Linked DNA regions of Homo sapiens: region 2 is linked to region 1. A link is an interaction called in ENCODE POLR2A ChIA-PET data of the cell type or tissue named here. Cell type or tissue: OCI-LY7. All regions are shown on one strand. Links, peaks and the distances in the headings refer to the core of each region. The heading gives the core; the rest is flanking DNA. Region 1 overlaps ELOVL6 (ELOVL fatty acid elongase 6). Region 2 overlaps ELOVL6 (ELOVL fatty acid elongase 6).

Region 1 (9,651 bases), core at 1,117-9,116:
ATCCATATAATGCAAGTTCACCCCCTAAAAATCTCGGGTTTGCCTGAATTATCTGTGTGAAATAACACCCACAATCTAAGCCCAGATAGCAGATATAATGTGCTAATCTCGTCTCACTCTAACAGCAGAACTAAAGTTTAGAATTAACATTTGCTGGATTTAAAAAGAATAAGCCAAATCATTAAGAAAGCTTTATTTATTTACTTATATATGTATGTATGTATTTATAGGAACAGGGTCTCATTTTGTTGCCCAGGCTACTGGAGTGGAGTAGTACAATCATGGTTAACTGCTGCCTCAAACTCCGGGCTCAAGCAATCCTCCTGCTTCAGCCTCCCAAATAGTTGAGACTACAAGCAGCTATCAAACCTGGCTAATTATTATTTTCTCTTTTTATTTTTATTTTTTTAATAAAGCAAGATGAGTTCTCACCATGTTGCCCAGGTTGGTCTCAAACTCCTGGAATCAAGCAATTCTCCTGGCCTCACGGCCTCAGCCTCCCAAAGTGCTGGGATTACAGGCATGAGCCACCACACCTGGCCTATACTTTGTTTTCTTATATCCAGAAATAATAATTTAAGTGGTCTATAGCTTAAGAATGAAATTTTGTCTAAATTTAGATAAAGGATAGGAACAAAAAATAGCCAAGAGCTGTTTATAGAGATTTTTAAAAACTATATTCCAAGGCCATGTGTGGTGGTTCACATCTGTAACCCCAGCACTTTGGGAAGCCAAGGCAGAAAGATTACTTGAGACCCGGAATTCAAGACCAGCCCAGGCCCCATAGCAAGACTCAGTCTCTACAAATAATTTAAGAATTTAGCTGGGTGTGGTAATGCATCCCTGTAATCCTACCTACTAGGGAGGCTGAGGCGGAAGGATTGCTTGAGCTTAGGCATTCGAGGTTACAGTGAGCTATGATTGTGCCACTATCCTCCAGCGTGGGAGACAGAGTAAGACCCAGTCTCAAAAAAAAAAAAATTAAATTAAATTAAGGCCGGGCGCAGTGGCTCACGCCTGTAATCCCAACACTCTGAGAGGCTGAGGCGGGTGGATTGCTCGACTCCAGGAGTTCAAGACCAACCTGGGCAACACAGTGAAACCCTATGTCTACTAAAAATACAAAAAATTAGCTAAGTGTGGTGGTGTGCACCTGTAATACCAGATACTCGGGAGGCTGAGGTGGGAGAATCACCAGAGCCCGGGAGGTTGAGGCTGCAGTAAACCAAGATCGCACCTCTGCACTCTAGCCTGAGTGACTAGAGTGAGACCCTGTCTAAATAAATAAATAAATAAAGTTAAAACTGTATATGATTTTGAACCAGTCTCCTCTAACCTCTAGGGACATAGACAATGGAGAGAAAAAGACTGGGATGGAAAGCCAGGTCTTCATAGATCTAAGCCAACTTCCTAGATCCTAGTTAACTTGATCAACTACAGGGTTAACTAAGATGTAAAACAAGGAGGAGAGGAGAGAAAATAAAATAAAATGTAAAACAAAACAAAACATCTACTTTCTGTGTACTGAAAGGTAACCTTCTCCATCTTTCTTCTCTCAGAAAGGAAGTCTAGAAGACTAGAAATGGCCCAGACCAGTATGATCTGCTTCACAAAGCAGTCCTGTGGAAAGCCCTGTCACATTGCTCCCAAGCAGATCACACATACCAGGCTCTCTGGATCCACAGAGCCTGGCCTCTGGACTAGACAGACTGGCCCCTTCTAAACTTCGTTTCAGAGAGTATCAAAATCTTTCTAGCTCCTCTTAACCAGACACTATCTCCTAGGCATTCTGCAGTACTACTGAAGATATTTGTTAACCACGTACTCCAGGTACGTGTGCAGCATCTGTTTCCAGGTGCCACAAGGTCCCTGAGCCAATTATTCTATTCATTTTTTTCTCACTCTAGGGACAGGTTTATGCTTAACCTTTTGTCTGTATTAGATTAGATGACTTTTGTCCCTGGGGAACCTTTGTCCCATTAGATACATTCCTGGGCCCACATGTAAAAGTTGTAATTCTAAAGTTAAATTAATGTTTTTTATCATCCTCCCTTGAAGTATGATCCTTTCCTATTAAAAAAATCAAATTATGTAATTTATTATTGAAGAAGGAGAAACAAGTTTATTGTGACATCAACAATATGGCCCCTCCTCCTCAGTCTAAGAAAGCAAATTCATTTGGAGTAAGAATGGGCAGTTCAATGTCCTCACAAACTGTCTTTATGTTTAATTGTATTGCTAATTTTAATGTTTATTTTTAAATGAATTAGTTTTTTTAAGATTGTTACCTGATACCAGGTATTGTACATACATCTTTGTAGAATGAAACTTATCTTAAAACATTAAGTACATTATAGTTAATGCAAAGAATGTGAAAATAAGACCACATGGATAATCACACCACCCACATATACCCAGAATATAATATGAACAGATTATAGAAAACTGGAACAGGGAGGCCGGGCGCGGTGGCTCATGCTTGTAATCCCAGCACTGTGGGAGGCCGAGGTGGGTGGATCACCTGAGGTCGGTAGTTCGAGACCAGCCTGACCAACATGGAGAAACTCCGTCTCTACTAAAAATACAAAATTAGCCAGGCGTGGTGGCCCATGCTTGTAATCCCAGCTACCTGGGAGGCTGAGGCAGGAGAATCACTTGAACCCGGGAGGCGGAGGTTGCGGTGAGCCAAGATTGCGCCATTGCACTCCAGCCTGGGCAACAAGAACAAAACTCCGTCTCAAAAAAAAAAATGAAAACTGGAACAGCAGAAGGATAAGGAGTAAACTCTGACCTTATTTCTCTCTTGCCCAAATTCCTAGCTAAAGGGTCTGGGGAGTCACACCATACAAATCATAAAATCTCTCCAAACCTGAATCTGGCATAACATCACATGACAGATAAAGAAGGAAATCAAAATATTTTACCCCGAGGCTTCTAGATGACTTTATTTAAAAAACAAACAAACAAAAAAACACCCAAAATATGTTTCTTTGCTACTACGGGCAGTCACGTATGAGACTTTATCTACCTAAGAACCTTATGTAGAACCACAACCCCTTATCTTAACCCAGACACTCTTTTCTACTGATTCCTGGCTTTTAGATAATAATTTAACTCTTTTAACAAACTGCCAATCAGAAAATATTTGAACCCAGCTGTAAGCAACATCCCCTCCCTAATTCAAGTTGTCCTGCTTTCCGGGCAGAACCAATATATACCTCACATGTATTGACTGACGTCTTATGTCTCCCTAAAATGTGTAAAACCAAGCTATAAACCAGCCACCTTGTGCACATGTTCTCAGGACCTCTTGAGACTATACCTCAGGCCATGGTCACTCATATTTGGCTCAGAATAAATCTCTTCAAATATTTTACAGTGCTGTGCTCTTTTCATCAACAAAGATAAATAATAACCATTGTTTTACCACCTTTACAGATCTATTTTTTTTTTACCTCTTTAGTATGTTTTTCTTCCAGGTTTTTTTCTTCTTGTGCATACAATTCCACCCTTCCTTCTACTTTAGAGAAGTCTTTTTTTAAAAGTCATCTCAGCCAGGCACGGTGGCTCACAGCTGTAATCCCAGCAATCTGGATTGCTTTGAGCTCAGGAGACCAGCCTGGGCAACGTGGGGAAATCCCATCTCTACAAACAATACAAAAATTAGCCATGCGTGGTGGTGTATGCCTGTGGTCCCAGCTATTTGGAAGGCTGAAGTGGGAGGATCACTTTAGACTGGGAGGCAGACGTTGCAGTGAGCTGAGATCGTACCACTGTACTCCAGCCTAGGCAACAGAGTGAGACCCTGTCTCAATCAATCAATCAATCAATAAAATATAAAATAAAAAAATCATCTCTCTCTGATTGGAATAGATAGTTTGAGTATCTAGAAAAGGACTAATAATCCCCAACAGTTAGCATGGATTCACTGATAATTAGTCATGTTAAATGCCTATGTTTTCTTCTTAAAAATGAGATCAGATGAAGAGAGTAAAATATTTTTAAGGGACTGGACAATCTCCCATGATTCACTTAACGAAATACAAAGCAGTGCCAGATAATATAATCAGATACATTTAAAAGTTAATGAACAGCCTCGTATGTCCATGCATGCATTCATTCAACTATTCAAACACTGAATATGCCAAATTCTGTGGTAAGCACTGATTTCAGAGAAAATATTTATCTATTTATAAACCAAGTGCCAGTGAACCACAAATAAAGAGCAATAGATATAGATGGGTGGAGAGAAGAAGGCTTTGGAATTCAAATTTCAACTAAGTAGGCACTGGACAAGGGCTGCTTCTAGAGGTAACATTAAGAAGGGAATTTGGTGCCAGATTTTGAATGACCTTAAAACAACGGGAAACCACTGAAGGTTTTTAACCATTGTGATGACAAGATCAGATCAGTGACTCAGAAAGACAATGGGAGGTAGGAATCTAGAAGACTAAAAGTAGTCCTGGGGAGCTAAAGGAAGTCAGTGGCAAGCACAATGAACCGAGAAAAAGGGAACTGACAGCCAACTCACACAGGAATTGGTTGTAAATTACAGGTAGGAGAAAAGGGAGATGAGTACTTTCATGCTGAGCTATGTACTGGTCCCACATAGATGACAAAGCAGGTAAAGCAGATTAGCTAAGGAAGAGTTCAGTCTGTAAAATCGATGGTTTGAGAAGACAAACCCAAAGAATGAGAGATGGAATCAGTTTCATACAGAGCAGTGCTTCTCCCTAGGGCAAGTGGGAAGGTTTTTCACAGTAACACTTGTCTGGACCCCTCCACAGATCTGCTAAATCTGAATCCCTGAGATAAGCCTGTGCATGTGTGTACTGGGGAAAAATAAACCCTATGTAAGTCTGATTCAATACCTGGGTAAGGATCATGGACATGGAGCAAGCTTCTAAAGCTTTTTCTTACCCTACACTTTTCTCTTGTCAGTGGACAAAGGATTTAGTGATTACAAAGAGCTGGCAAAGAACCAAGTACTAACCAAAGTAGTGCAATCACACATAATATCAGCAATCACAAAATACAGGTTCAAAAAAAGTATTTTTGTTAATATGAATGCAAGAGCAGTAATTCAAAACTAAATACAACTCAAGGCAACCTTGTATTCACTGATAACAGTGTCCTTAAATTTTGTAGAATGTCATGTATGTACAGTAGGAGCTTTGCAATGTTCCAAAGCAATGAGTTGCAGCCGTTTTAGCAGAATATGTAATTAGAACCCCACTCCTACCCCCACTCAAGAGCAAGTCTCTAGTACAGACTTACTGTGTTGAATGTACTAAGTGCCAAATTTTAGCAAGTTTTAATAAATCTCTTAGAGGTTTCTAGTAGGTAATACTTAATTGTTCAAACCAAAAGAGGGCTAATATTTTATTTTTCTTAAGTAGCTAGGTGGATTACCAGTGGACTGCAAATAAAATTTGAGAAATGGCTTAGAAAAGAAGGCCTAGAGAGAACATAATATGTACAAGTAGTATTAAGACAACCATGCAGAAATGGAAATAAAAGTCAGCTAGAGTCACAATTAGGATGACAGGAGGACTGATGGAGGAACCTGTCTTTCAGGTCAATATGTAGAAGAACCTTTAATGAAAGGATAGAACTTTCAAGTCAGTATGTAGAAATACCTTCAATCAGCCACTCCATGTATAATGGACTGAAAGGGGCTTCCTGAGAAGTCCTGAGGTCTTGGATAACCAAGAGAAGAATAAGAAAATGATTTATTTAAGGCTGGGCACGGTGGCTCACACCTGTAATCCCAGCACTTTGGGAGGCCGAGGTGGGCGGATCACAAGGTCAGGAGTTCGAGACCACCCTGGCTAACATGGTGAAACCCTGTATCTACTAAAAATAGAAAAATTAGCCAGGCATGGTGGCAGGCACCTGTAGTCTCAGCTACTCAGGAGGCTGAGGCAGAAGAATCGCTTGAACCCGGGAAGCGGAGGTTGCAGTGGGCCAAAATTGCACCACTGTACTACAGCCTGGGCAACAGAGCGAGACTCCGTCCCAAAACAAAACAAGACAAAACAAAAACAAAAACAAACAGAAAAAAAATAAAGTGACTTAACAAGTAGGTGACTATTCCTGCTGACCACCAACCCACACAAAAATGCTATCATCTATAACCTTCTCTACAGTCAAGAAAACTTATTTTGAGACATCTGATAGCCTACCCATCTCTCTCCTACCGGCCCCCACACAACGTAAAAATAAACAACACTGAGAAGCAGTGTGATAGTCTTTCTTTTGTCCTCTTCTGATCAGACTCTCTACATTCTGAATGTTGGGATGTTTCTGATTCAAAACAAGCAGTATGGGTTAGTGCCAGTGATTATTTTAAATATAAGTGGAATGGGTTCAGGTGCAATGGCTCTAATCCCAGCACTTCAGGAGGCGGAGGTCACTTAAGGTCAGGAGTTCGAGACCACCCTGGCCAACATGGTAAAACCCTGTCTCTACTAAAAATACAAAAATGAGTCGGGCATGGTGGCACGTGCCTGTAAGTCCAGCTAGTCAGGAAGCTAAGGTGGGAGAATCACTTGAACCCAGGAGGTGGAGGTTGCAGTGAGTTGAGATTACACCACTGCACTCCAGCCTAGGTAACAGAACGAGACTCTGTCTCAAAAAAAAAAAAAAAAAAAATATATATATATATATATATATTTATATATATACACACACAAATATATACATATATACACATATATATATACATATATATGGAATGTTTCAAAAAAAAAAACTATCAATTGAATAAAACCGTGGATGTCAATGTTCCGTGATTTCAAATTCATTATGTATTATTCAATAAAGTAGGTAAACCTATCTTATGATGTCATGTAATAGTTATTATAATTAGCCAATCCTTATCTTCACTCATTTTATATTTATTCTATTACAATTTTAACATTTCAATTTATGATGAAAATTTAAAAATGTGTGAGGCAGTGCATAGTTTTTTAAACTTCTATTAGAGGCATATGAGTAAAAGAGTCTGAAAATCACTCCTTTTCCTATGGAAAACTCCATAAAACAAATTTCTTCTGATTAAGCACCACAATTAAGAGGTCCTTTGACCTCTTAATTGTCCCTTAATTTACATAGTATCTATTGTTTCAGTCCTTTCTGGAGCCATTTTTGACTGGACATGAAGTTTCCACCTCTTCACAAGAGTTACTATGTAGCAAACAGTAAGCAGAGAAAAAGCATATAACCTAACTGCTTGGACAAATGAAGGCTTCTCAAGTTAGACCTCAGCAAAATGAAAAAAAAAAAAAAATTGCTTGGGAGGCCGAGGCAGGCGGATCACCTGAGATCAGGAGTTTGAGACCAGTGAAACCCCGTCTCTACTAAAAATACAAAAAATTAGCCTGGCATGGTGGCACGCATGTGTAGTCCCAACTAATAGGGAGGCTGAGGCAGGAGGATCACTTGAACCCAGGAGGCAGAGGTTGCAGTGAGCCAAGATCACACCACTGCACTCCAGCCTGGGTAACAGGAATGAAACTCCATCTAAAAAAAAAAAAAAAAAATTGTAATGTGATAGTACGTAAATCTGTTCAGTGCAGTCCCTGGCACATAGTAGGGAACCCAGGCTGTCACAGTTTAGGTACTGAATGGTCTAAGGCATACTAAAAAACCTGGAAACAAGGCTGAAGGAAATGGAGCAAAATAACAGTGGCAGCCTCTGGAAAAGAATTAAAGGTGTTTCCTTTCCGACATCTTTATACTTCTTAATGTTTTCATTTCATTTCTTTTCCTGTAACTATTTCTTACCTTAGAATCAGGAAAAGAATTTAAAGCTACTAAAATGAAACAAAAGGTATTCTGTGATTCTTCACATTGTAGGAGCTGACCTTCAAGAATAGGGATATCCCCAACCCACATATTTTTATTTTACTGTCAACAGTGGGTGGCTATTTACAAGTAGCTACACTAAAACCTGCTGGGAAGAAAGTCTGGCTGCAGATCAGATGGAAACACAAATTCCCAGGGTCTAGAACCAAGCTGAGTGCAAGAAATTAATATCACAGAGCAGACAGTAAATATTTCATAGGCCAAAGCTTTATTCTGGCCTTAAGTATTCAGGATCCACCCAGTGAAAATTATTAACAAAAGAGACATTTGTGAGATCATTGACTAAAACCACAGATACCTGACACGTTTCCAGTGCAGCCAAGTTTTCAAGTGCATTGTTTTTCTGATTGAATATTATATTAATATTCAAATAAGAGGATGATTGGGGCCTTGTGACACACCCCTCATCATCACACCAGCCATCCAAGCCTTATTCAAGCCTGGAACCCAGTTTTCCTTTTCTGATTCCTACATGCAAATCCCAACTCCCCTTCCTGAGTTGTCCATCGTGCAAAAGATCATAAAGGGTGGCTGCAAGGGTTTAACAGTTAAAGTACGTAAAACATTGGCCAGGCGCGGTGGCTCATGACTGTTATCCCAGCACTTTGGGAGGCCGAGGTGGGAGGATCACCTGAGGTTAGGAGTTCGAGACCAGCCTGACCAACATGGAAGAAACCCCATCTCTACTAAATATACAAAAAAAATTAGCCAGGCATGGTGGCGTATGCCTGTAATCCCAGCTACTCAAGAGGCTGAGGCGGAGAGTTGCTTGAACCTGGGAGGCAGAGGTTGCGGTGAGTCGAGATCATGCCATTGCACTCCACTGGGCAACAAGAGTGAAACTCGGTCTCAAAAAAAAAAAAAAAAGTAAAACATTATAAAAGGATGCCTGCAATCAGGTAACCATGTATTAACTGTTAGTATCATTGCTCCTGAATGAAGAAAATCTACCCTGCTGTCTAGGTGTGGTGGTTTACACCTGTAATCCTAGCACTTTGGGAAGCTGAGATGGGAGGATCACTTGAGGCCAACAGTTCAAAACCAGCCTGGGCAACATAGCAAGACCCCCATCTCTCCAATACAATAAAAAAATTAGTTGGGCAAGGTGGTGCGTGCCTGTAATCCCAGCTACTTGGGAGGCTGAGGCAAGAAGATCGCTTGGACCAAGAAGCGGAGTTTGAGATTACAGTGAAGTATGATTGTGACACTGCACTCCAGCCTGGGTGACAAGCAAGACCCTGTCTCTATTTAAAAAAGAGAGAGAGAGGCTAGACGCAGTGGCTCACGCCTGTAGTCCCAAAACTTTGGGAGGCCGAGGTGGGCGGATCACTTGAGGCCAGGAGTTCGAGACCAGCCTGGCCAACATGGTGAAACCCCGTCTCTGCTAAAAATACAAAAATTAGGCAGGTGTGGTGGCAGGTGCCTGTAATCCCAGCTACTCAGAAGGCTGAGGCAGGGGAACTGCTTGAACCCAGAAGGTGGGAGTTGCAGTGAACTAACAGCCAAGATCATGCCACTGCACTCAGACTGGGAGACACAGCAAGACTCTGTCTCAAAAAAAAAAAAAAAAAAAAAAGAGAGAGAGAGAGAGAAAAGAAGAAAATGAAGTTATACTTGTTTACTTGTTTCACTTTAAATAGGATTATAGGGCTTGGCGCAGTGGCTCACACCTGTAATCCCAGCACTTTGGGAGGCCGAGGTGGGCAGATCACAAGGTCAGGAGATCGAGACCATCCTGGCTAACACAGTGAAACCCCGTCTCTACTAAAAATAGAAAAATTA
Region 2 (9,651 bases), core at 1,145-9,144, 54 kb before region 1:
ATGTTTTTATTACTTTTATAATAAAAAATAAAACAATATGTCAATTTTAATCAGAGTGAGAGAAGGGAGAAAAAGATTGGGAGCAAGAATTAGAGATTGAGAGAAACTGATTTGGCCCCAGTGATGGTTAAAAACAAAAACTGTCCAATCTTTTTTTTGTGAGACAGGATCTCACTCTGTTGCCCAGGCTGGAGTGCAATGGTTTGATCTTGGCTCACTGCAACCTCTACATCCCAGGCTCAAACAATTGTCCTACCTCAGCCTCCCAAGTAGCTAGGACTACAGGCATGTACCGCCATGCCCAGATAATTTTTGTATTTTTTGTAGAGATGAGGTTTTGCCATGTTGCCCAGGGTAGTCTTGAACTCCTGGACTCAAGGCTGACCCACCTGCCTCGGCCTCCCAAAGTGCTGAGATTACAGGCATGAGTCGCTGCACCCAACCCTCAAATCTTGGCCTGAGTGGAGCAGAGTAAAACAAGGGAGAGGGGCAAAGCTTGGAATTCCCATTAATGACAAATCAGTAACTCAATTTTGCCCCTCATTGACTTTTGGGAGGCCTCCCAAGGAAGTATACATATGGATGGTAGTGAAAAATTTGATGCCAGTTTCCTCCAAACTTCTAATACACTCTCTGGTGTTATGTAACAAATTTAAGAGGATTTGAAGGTGCTAGTCATCTAACAACCCTATGTACACACACTCACATTTTTGAACTAAGCATTTTTACCAGCTAATCTTATGTGTTTCTCAAAATGGTTCACTGACCACCTCCAACAGAACCTATGAGATGCTTGCAAAGACAGATTTCCTCCTCCCAGACTTTCTGAATCCAGAAGAGTAACCATAAAGTGTGCACTGAAGTAAAAGTCTTAGAAGATTTTTAAATTTGAGCTTGATCCACTATTTCATGCTTTTATCATGATGATTTAGCTACCTATCTTCAGCCACTCTCTTCCAGAATCCCTCAGGACTCTTTGATTTCCTATCTCAAAGATAACATCACTTTGATAACATGCATATCAAAATTAATTGTATCCTACAAAAAATAAAATACTTCTGGCTAATACTGTAATTACAAAAAAAAAATCAATGCATTAAAAAAAGCAAAGACTTTGAAAAGAGAGGAAAAGGAAAAGTAGTAGACCATCTCTCCTACTCTACACTAAGAGACACAGGATATATGTACCGTTGTTGCCACAATACCATGGCTCTAAGAAAAGCCTGGCCAGGTGCAGTGGCTCACGCCTGTAATCCCAGCACTTTGGGAGGCCGAGATGGTTGGATCACAAGGTCAGGAGTTCGAGACCAGCCTGACCAACATGGTGAAACCCTGTCTCTACTAAAAATACAAAAATTAGTTGGGTGTGGTGGTGCACACCTGTAAACCCAGCTAGGCAGGAAACTGAGGCAGGAGAATCACTTGAACCCGGGAGGCAGAGGTTGCAGTGAGCCGAGATCGTGCCATTGCATTCCAGCCTGGGTGACAGAGCGAGATTCCGTCTCAAAAAAAAAAAAAAAAAAAGAAAAGAAGGTAAGCCTATGTCTCACTAAGCTCCTAAAGCTTCTCCTCTATGGGAGAGCCTAAGAAAAACATTAATCTAAAATTCCTTATCCTTTTTTAAATGTAAAACTGAAACTAATGGATAACATTTATTTTTCTTCATAAGTTATGAGTTAGTTTTCCAGGTGAAAGATAGTTTTCCAGGCTTTGAGGATGGTAGTTTAATGACAGAGATCAAATATATTTATTTAATAAAACTTTTCAAAGCCTTTTGGTTTATGGTACAAAATTTTGCTGAATTATCTATCATGACCAAGAAGAATTTATCTGGGCTGAGAATAAGGAGACTTTTGATTCATTCATTCTTGCATACAGCTATTCAGTAAATATTTATTAAGGGCTAACTATGTCCTAAGCATTGAGAATAGTTAACAAAACAGACACACTCCTTGCACCCAGACATGTTTTGGGGGAAAACAGACAAGTAATCAGAAAAGCAGGGGACTAAAAATAAGGAAACAGGCTGGGCACAGTGGCTTACACCTGTAATCCCAGCACTTTGGGAGGCCAAGGCAGGAGGATCACTGGAGCCCAGGAGTTCAAGACTGGCCTGGGCTACACAGAGAGATCCTGTCTCAAAAAAAAAAAAAAAGTAAAAAGTGAAATTAGGAAACACACAGGAGGCACGATAACCCCATCTTGTTGGGTCAGAGAAGGCTTTCTGGAGACATATTCAGACAGGACGAGTATAAGCCTGGCAAAGAAAGTGAGAGGGAACAGTATGGGCAAAGAGCCAGAGGCATGAGAGAGAAAGCACATTCAAACAACTCTAAGAAATTTAGAGCACTTGACCTTCAATTACAGAGTAAGTGGGAGAGTGTTGAGATGAAGGTGCAAGAAGTTAAGTGGAAGCAAGATCATGAGGACTCTTATAGGCCATGCTAAGACGTTTCTTTTTCATCTTAAGAGTAATGGGTAGCCAATGAAGGTTTTAAATGAATGAAGTCACGTGCTTGGATTTGTGATATATAAAGATCACTCACTGATGAAATGAAAGCTGGAGCTTGAGTAAGTCTGGTGGGAATGGCACAGGTTTTAGACAACAGCAGGCCTTGTAGGTGAGGATAAGGCAGGCGTCATGGGCAGTGCGGTTACAGGAAGTTCCTGCATCTGTACCCTCCCAACTGGAGCATCATTTCAGAGCAACTCGTTAAATGTTTTACACATATGGGTGTATGAAGTCCATCGAGTGCCTTCTGCAAACAGTTTCACTCAGACACTTATCTGTGAGCGTAGGGGCAACAGCAAGATCTAACATTTCCTCATTTGTTTCGGTGCTTATCATGTTCTTAGATATAAAATTATGCTCCTCCCACCATGTGTCAGCTACCAACATGCAACAATGTCAGTTTCAAGACTGAGAAAACAGTCATCCATATTTCCAACCAACAAGACAGAACTTGTAAAGGAAACTTCTCAGCTCACTTGGAACATGTTTTGGAAGATACAAGAAAGGCTGGACTGATGAGGATAGATAAGTAGGTAACTGAGCTACTAAGATTTTAGGTGGGTGCAAAAGTTATTGTGGTTTTGCCATTACTTTTGCACCAACCTACACATTCAGTACTCAAAGGCAAACTTTTCAAAAGGACAGGCTTATCTTGCTTTATGTAGCAGATTTAGTCCAGAAAAATTATGTATAAATCTTTTTTTCAAAAAACTAAATTGTATTTTGAAAACATTTGGGGAGCTTTCCTATTTAAGAAAAATTAATAATTATTTTTAAGAATCAAATAATTGTTATTGTTTTATATATTTCTGTTATTGTTTTATATATTTCTCAAGTGAGACACATCTACACTGGATTGCTTTCTCTTCTTACCAGCTGAGAAACAGGGTGTTCCCTAGTGTCATCTGTCACCTCCTAAAAAGTCCTTGAGTCTCTCAAGAGATGCCTTAACACCAGGATAGATGTTATAGTAAGTGATACACCCCACAAGACGTTCTTTGATTGGAACCCTAGCTTCACTGGACTGGATCAATTGTGAGGCTAAGTATGGCAATATGACTGAATGCCCATCCATGATACTCATTTGCCTTGCTCTTTTTCAGAGATTAGTCTGCAGTGAAGCTATGGCAATGATTATGAAAACAGGAGTTGCCAGGTGGGGCTTCTGGGAAAGGTTTTTAAAACATACAGACTTGTCTGCATGTCCCTTTGGAGTTTTATTCCTTTGCTCTTCTCTTTTCTTCCTAGTCACAAACCTGAAGCGTGGCAGCAACCATCTTATAGCCGTGGGGCAGCCCACATGAGAAAGACAATGAAGTAAAAGATGAAATCAGCTTAGTTTCCTGATAGCATCATCCAGCTGCCTTGTCAGCTCTAGATTGTGTGCTCTAGACGTCTGTTGAGTGAAACAAGGCAATTCCCATACATGATTAAGATTCTATTTGTTGATTTTTTCCATTATTTCCAATCCAATCCAATTTTTTTTTTTTTTTTTTTTTTTGGTGAGACAGAGTGTTGCTCTGTCACCAGGCTGGAGTGCAGTAATGGATCTTGACTCACTGCAGCCTCTGCCTCCCGGGTTCAAGCAGTTCTCCTGCCTCAGCCTCCTGAGTAGCTGGGTCTACAGTCATGCGCCACCATGCCCAGCTAATTTTTGTATTTTTAGTAGAGATGGGGTTTCACCATGTTGGCCAGGATGGTCTTGATTTCTTGACCTCGTGACCCGCCCACCTCGGCCTCCCAAAGTGCTGAGATTATAGGCATGAGCCACCGCGCCTGGCCACCCAACACAATCTTAATACTCTAAATTTCAATTAAAACTTCTCTGAATGTAAGGCACTAAGTTCTGTTGCTACTAACAGTATGTGGGATTCTGTGGTGATTTATTAACATGGACTAGAACTAGCAAGCCAATTCCTCTAAAATGTAAATATATTTAAAGTGACATTTGTATAGCCTCCCTCCTCTGTTGAGCTGCCTGATCTGTGGGAGCTCTGTCAGTACCATAAGACAGCGGGGAAACAAAAACAAAAAGCTGTCCTATACTTCCTGGGCATTCTGGCCGTAATTATTCTCATTTAATTAAGCTTGAATGACCAAGTACTAAAAATGACTGAACCAAGGATGCTAAAGCAAAACCAACACAGTAGCCCAAGGAAAAGTAACTCCCAGAAACATATAAGGACAACGTTCTGTGAACAATTTTAGGCAAATTAAAGTGACACAGTAATAAGCAGTATTAAACCAAAGTGTCCACCATCATCCATCCGGCCAAGGATTGGATAGTTCCCTTTAAGCAAAACATATCGTGTGGGCTGAGCACTGCAATAGCTACAGTGCTTACTCAGAAGCTCAACCTGTCTGGCAGGCTCCAGGGTTCTCAGACTAGCTTTTATGCACATGACCATCAGTCATTTTAGGATATCAAAGACAGAAAATTTATATCTGTGCATGGGTCTGTATTTAGGCATTTAAATGCATACAAACATAGGTAAGTACACATTTCTTTCAAGGAAACATGTAAGTTTAACACATATAAAGATCATTAGATACTTCACTCTAACTCCCACTCCTATATAAAAGCTCTGGCTGCACTAGTTTATTTGAATATAAGAGAATTTTTTACAGGTAAGGAAGCTTTCTAAATTATCATTGACTGTACTACATGTAAGGTCTGCACCTTGGACATTGAACTGAAAATAATGAAGTACCTAGGAAATATCTGTTGCGTTGATGTTCTAATCCCTGTTGCTTCACAGTATGATTCTAATTTACACTGACAGAAACTGAGTTACAGAGAGGTGGGACACCTTTCATGAGTCACCAGAAGGGCTAGAAGAGTTTGGGATGCTGAAATCCAGAGTTGTGTGGATTATTTTTTTAATCTGAACTATTCAAATTATCTGTTTATATTGATCAAAATTGGCCATAGAATCTCCAAATCCTCAAGTTCATATTATGACAAATAGGCAGTCTTCTCTAGAAAACTAAACTGCCTCTTTTATAGACAGGGGTATTTTTAGAATTATCAGTAACAAATCCAAGTTAATACAGCGTATGTGAACTCAAAAACATGAACGAGGGCTCCAGCTGGTTTACTTGTTTATTCAAAAACATTTACTCAATATCTATAATATTCATAAACATCACCTAGTTTAAAAAATCAAAAATTTCTCTTGCAAAGTGGAGAAACTAAAACAAGAAAAAAATTTTAAAAACTAAAGAAAAAAAACAAAAACTCCAATCCTCTAGGTCCTGTGGGGGTGAGGAGGGCCCAAGTATGAATATTAACAACAACCAAATGATTCTGTCATTGCCAGGAGGACCTGGGGACCTCACTTTAAGAAACACTGGTCTAGACAGTTCTAGATGCTGGTGACACAAACCTCAAATTGCTCATCATCTAGTGAGATAGACAAGTAAACAAAAATCTATAATGCACTCTAAATATTCAGAATGGTATGAAGAGGATAGGGGAAAAAAATAAAGAGAAGGACAGAAATTCTCTTGCTGAAATGGCCAGTTTTTAAGGCATGCCAGAATGGCCAGAAAAGAATGGGGGAAGAGGTGCTTCTGCAGGAGGAAAGCTGGACACAACCACTCAGTGGGGTGGGGTGCAGGTTGAAGGACCTGGACTCCTGGGCTACAGGAGTCAGAAATGAGGGTGGAGAATTAAGATAAGCTTGTATCTTGAATGACTTTTATGCTCGAATGGGGCTAGTTTGAACTTTATCCTGAAAATACAGGAAGCCATGAAGGGTTTTAAGTAAGGGAGGAGGAGCGTGCTGAGATTAAATTTGTAGAAAGCCCGCTTGGCAGTGGCAATGTGAAGGGCAGATGGGAGGGGTATGAGTAACCTGATAGAGACAGTGGCCAGGTAACTGCAGTTTTCCTCAAGAGAAGATGCTTAAGGTGGTAGAAGCAGAGAGATGGATGGCTCTGAAAGATGGTAACCCAAAATACAGTAATTATTCCATATATTTATTGAAATAAATTCAACAGAAGAGATAGAACAGAGAGGTCTTGGCAGCTGATTTAATATGGGGAGAGAGGCAAAAGAGAGGGTAAGGGATGATTTGTGGGTGGTCAGTGTTAGTTTGATGGGGAGTCAAGAAGAAGTGGCCTTTTAGAGGCTAGGTGCGTTGGCTCATGCCTGTAAACCCAGCACTTTGGGAGGCCGAGGTAGACAGATCACTTGAGGTCAGGAGTTCAAGACCAGCCTGGCCAACATGGTGAAACCCCCAAAAATACAAAAATTCAAAAAATACAAAAAAAAATTAGCTGAGTGTGGTCGTGTGTGGCTGTAATCCCAGCTACTTGGGAGGCTGAGGCAGGAAGATCACTTGAACCCAGGATGTGGAGGTTGCAGTGAGCTGAGATCAAACCACTGCACTCCAGCCTAGGCAGTACAGCAAGACTGTCTTTAAAAAAAAAAAGAAGTGGCATTTTAGTGTTTACTAGTAGAGATAGTTAATAGCAATATAGGACTTACTCCCAGAGATGGAAAGAAATCTACAGGGTGTGGGACATAGAAATATCAGGGCTAAAGATATCTATTTGGAAGTCATCCATGTCTGGGTGGTGGTGGTTGAAGTCATGGACACGAATGAGATCATCCAAGGGGAATATCGAAGGTCAATACAGAACCTAATGGGAAGGGCGGGGAGCATCATCACTTACAGAGAAGGTGGAAGAGAAGCAAAGAAGATTAAGAAGACACATTCAAGAGGAAAGAAGAAAATTAAGGAGTGTCATGGGTCAGGGGTAGAGAAAAGAGAGGAAGTTAAGTGTCACAGAGCAAATCAAGTCAGATAAGGACTGATAAGAAGAGTGTTCTATTGTAACCCACAGACACAATCAGGGCCTAATGAGTCTGTGAATGGATCATTCATTTCTCCAACAAATATTTACTGAAGTTCCTGCATGCCAGGTGTTAGGCAAATAAACCTCAAACCTCAAGGACAGCCTCATCCTACTGTGAAAGCATAGCGAAAGCATGTTGCATTTCCTTACAAATGTTACACTGTGTATTAATAAAAGCTGTGAACTATGGCTTACTTAACACTGACACTGCACTTGGGCAAATGGGAAGAGGTAAGGTGACAGGCTTTGGGAAGATGAGGCTTGCGGAGGCGGGGTTGTCACAGGTGTCAAGGGAGCCTGAGAGGACAGGGAAAAAGGGAAGAAAAGGCATGCACCTTCTCATCTTGCTTAACCCTTCATTTAAGTCCCAAGTCTGTTTGGAGAGCAAAGTCCTAGGCTAAAAGGAAGTCATTATTTCCCAATATAATCTCTCTGGGTGTCCAAAGAAGAAAATTAAGATATGAAAGAAAAAGTTAAATTCACCAAATTAAACTAGAGTATTTCTAAGACCTGACTAACATTTATAGAAACAACTCACCTCATAGTTACTTAGGCAGGCACTGATTAAATGTCTATTACTTAAAGCTTCTCTAAAAATGTAACATCTAAACATCCAAAATGACAATTACCAGAAGCCTGTTTACATACGTTTAGAAAAGTAGAATAATAATATCCATAACGCTTTAACGCAGTAGATCCTGTGATTATTTCATGTATCCATTCATTCGTTCAACAAATACTTATAAGGCTTACCGGCATTAAAAAGGTGAACTTGTGCTCATGAAGCCTACATTCTAGCAGGAGACAGAAATTAACAAATAACTCTGAGGATACATTACAATGTTATAGTGTTGTGTACAAAAATAAAACAAAGCAAATGGCCCAGGAATGACAAGGCTTCATTAGGTGTGGTGCTCAGGGAAGACCTCTATTAGTGGAGTAGAAATATATGAACATAAATGCTTGAAGTGACGAGAGAACATATTTGACTGCATAATTGATGTCTGTTTCTGATCCCCAGGATATGGTCCTTCCTTCGATACTCCATCACTGAGCCCTACAAGTTGCCAGGCACCAATTTAAGCATGGTTTGGGAGGGATAGAAGTATTAAAACACTTCTTACCCTCAGGAGTCACTATGACACATGGAAGAATGTGATCAGTCATGAGAAAATGATTTTTAAAAATTATGCTAAGTCAGCTGATAGTGGGATCATTTCAGGCTGTAAGAACACAAGGCCTCTGGGGGGACATGTATTGTGGCAGGATAGAGAAAAGTGGAGATCGGGAAATAAAACATTACAGAATGAAGGAACAACATGAAATAAAGGTTAGAGAATGTTTGTGCAGAGAATGAAGACATTTGGCAGATGTGTTTACAGTGTTTAAAAGGGATGATGTGAACTGGGTGTGGTAGCTCATGTCTGTAATCCCAGCACTTTGGGAGTTGAGGTAGGAGGATCACTTGAGGCCAGGAATTCGAGACCAGCCTGGACAACATTGCAAGACCTCATCTCTACAAAAAATTTTAAAATTAGCTGGGCTGGTTATGCAGGCTTGTAGTCTCAGCTACTCAGGAGGCTGGGGTGGGAAGATTGAGCCCAGGAGTTCAAAGCTGCAGTAAGTTGTGATCATACCACTGCACTCCAGCCTGTGTACCAGAACAAGGCCCTGTCTCCAGAAAAAAAAGTGATGATGTAGGACATAAGGTGGAAGAGGAACTATGAAGGGCCTTATATTCCAGGCTAAAAATGTGAGTACTTTCCTTTTATGTATATCACTAACAGACGTATAAAATAGAACCTAGGATATTCTTCCTTTATTATGTGGATGTATAACTGGTTGACGATAAGAGAATCACCTTAAGGCTAACAAGGAAGTCATTTAAAATAATCTGAAGGTACCTAATGAATGTGATTTAGTAAGCCTGTACCAGAGTCCAGTGTTTCTTGAGACTTTTCAGAAACTGCACTAAGAACTTGATGCTGATTTCTCCTTTCCTCTTCACACTAACTTCACTAGGTATGTGTACCATCCCCCATTTGCAGATAAAGAAATGCAGCACATACTGTGTTAAATAACTTGCGTAAGTTTGCATAACTTGTAAGAAATGGAGTGAGGTCTCAGTTCAAACTGGCTTCTGTATGACTTCAAAGCCAAAGTCAGCAACTTAGAAGGCAAAAATTATAATTTAGTTGGCAAATACGAGAAAAGGTCAGAAACACATGAAATGAAGCTCAATAGGAACACTTACAGGGTAGCAGGGTAGTAGCCTA

Evidence for each region. ChIA-PET counts read pairs that join two places held together with the same protein. Peaks named below come from ENCODE experiments on the same cell type or tissue, not always from the same donor. Only the 100,000 strongest peaks of a DNase experiment are listed, where the experiment ranks them.
Region 2: POLR2A ChIA-PET joins it to region 1 with 5 read pairs; 6 of 35 experiments call an interaction of 5 or more read pairs at or near these places.

What each region holds. Positions count from the first base shown.
Region 1 is chr4:110,180,170-110,189,820 of GRCh38, forward strand. All of the region lies in intron 1 of ELOVL6 (ELOVL fatty acid elongase 6), which reads right to left. Among named protein-coding and RNA genes, the nearest start is that of ELOVL6, 14 kb to the right of the region's middle. In OCI-LY7, for the core only: no CTCF peak of the experiment used is centred there; no DNase peak of the experiment used is centred there; H3K27ac peaks cover 457 bases.
Region 2 is chr4:110,125,902-110,135,552 of GRCh38, forward strand. The region is part of intron 1 of ELOVL6 (ELOVL fatty acid elongase 6); the gene reads right to left. Among named protein-coding and RNA genes, the nearest start is that of ELOVL6, 68 kb to the right of the region's middle. In OCI-LY7, for the core only: no CTCF peak of the experiment used is centred there; no DNase peak of the experiment used is centred there.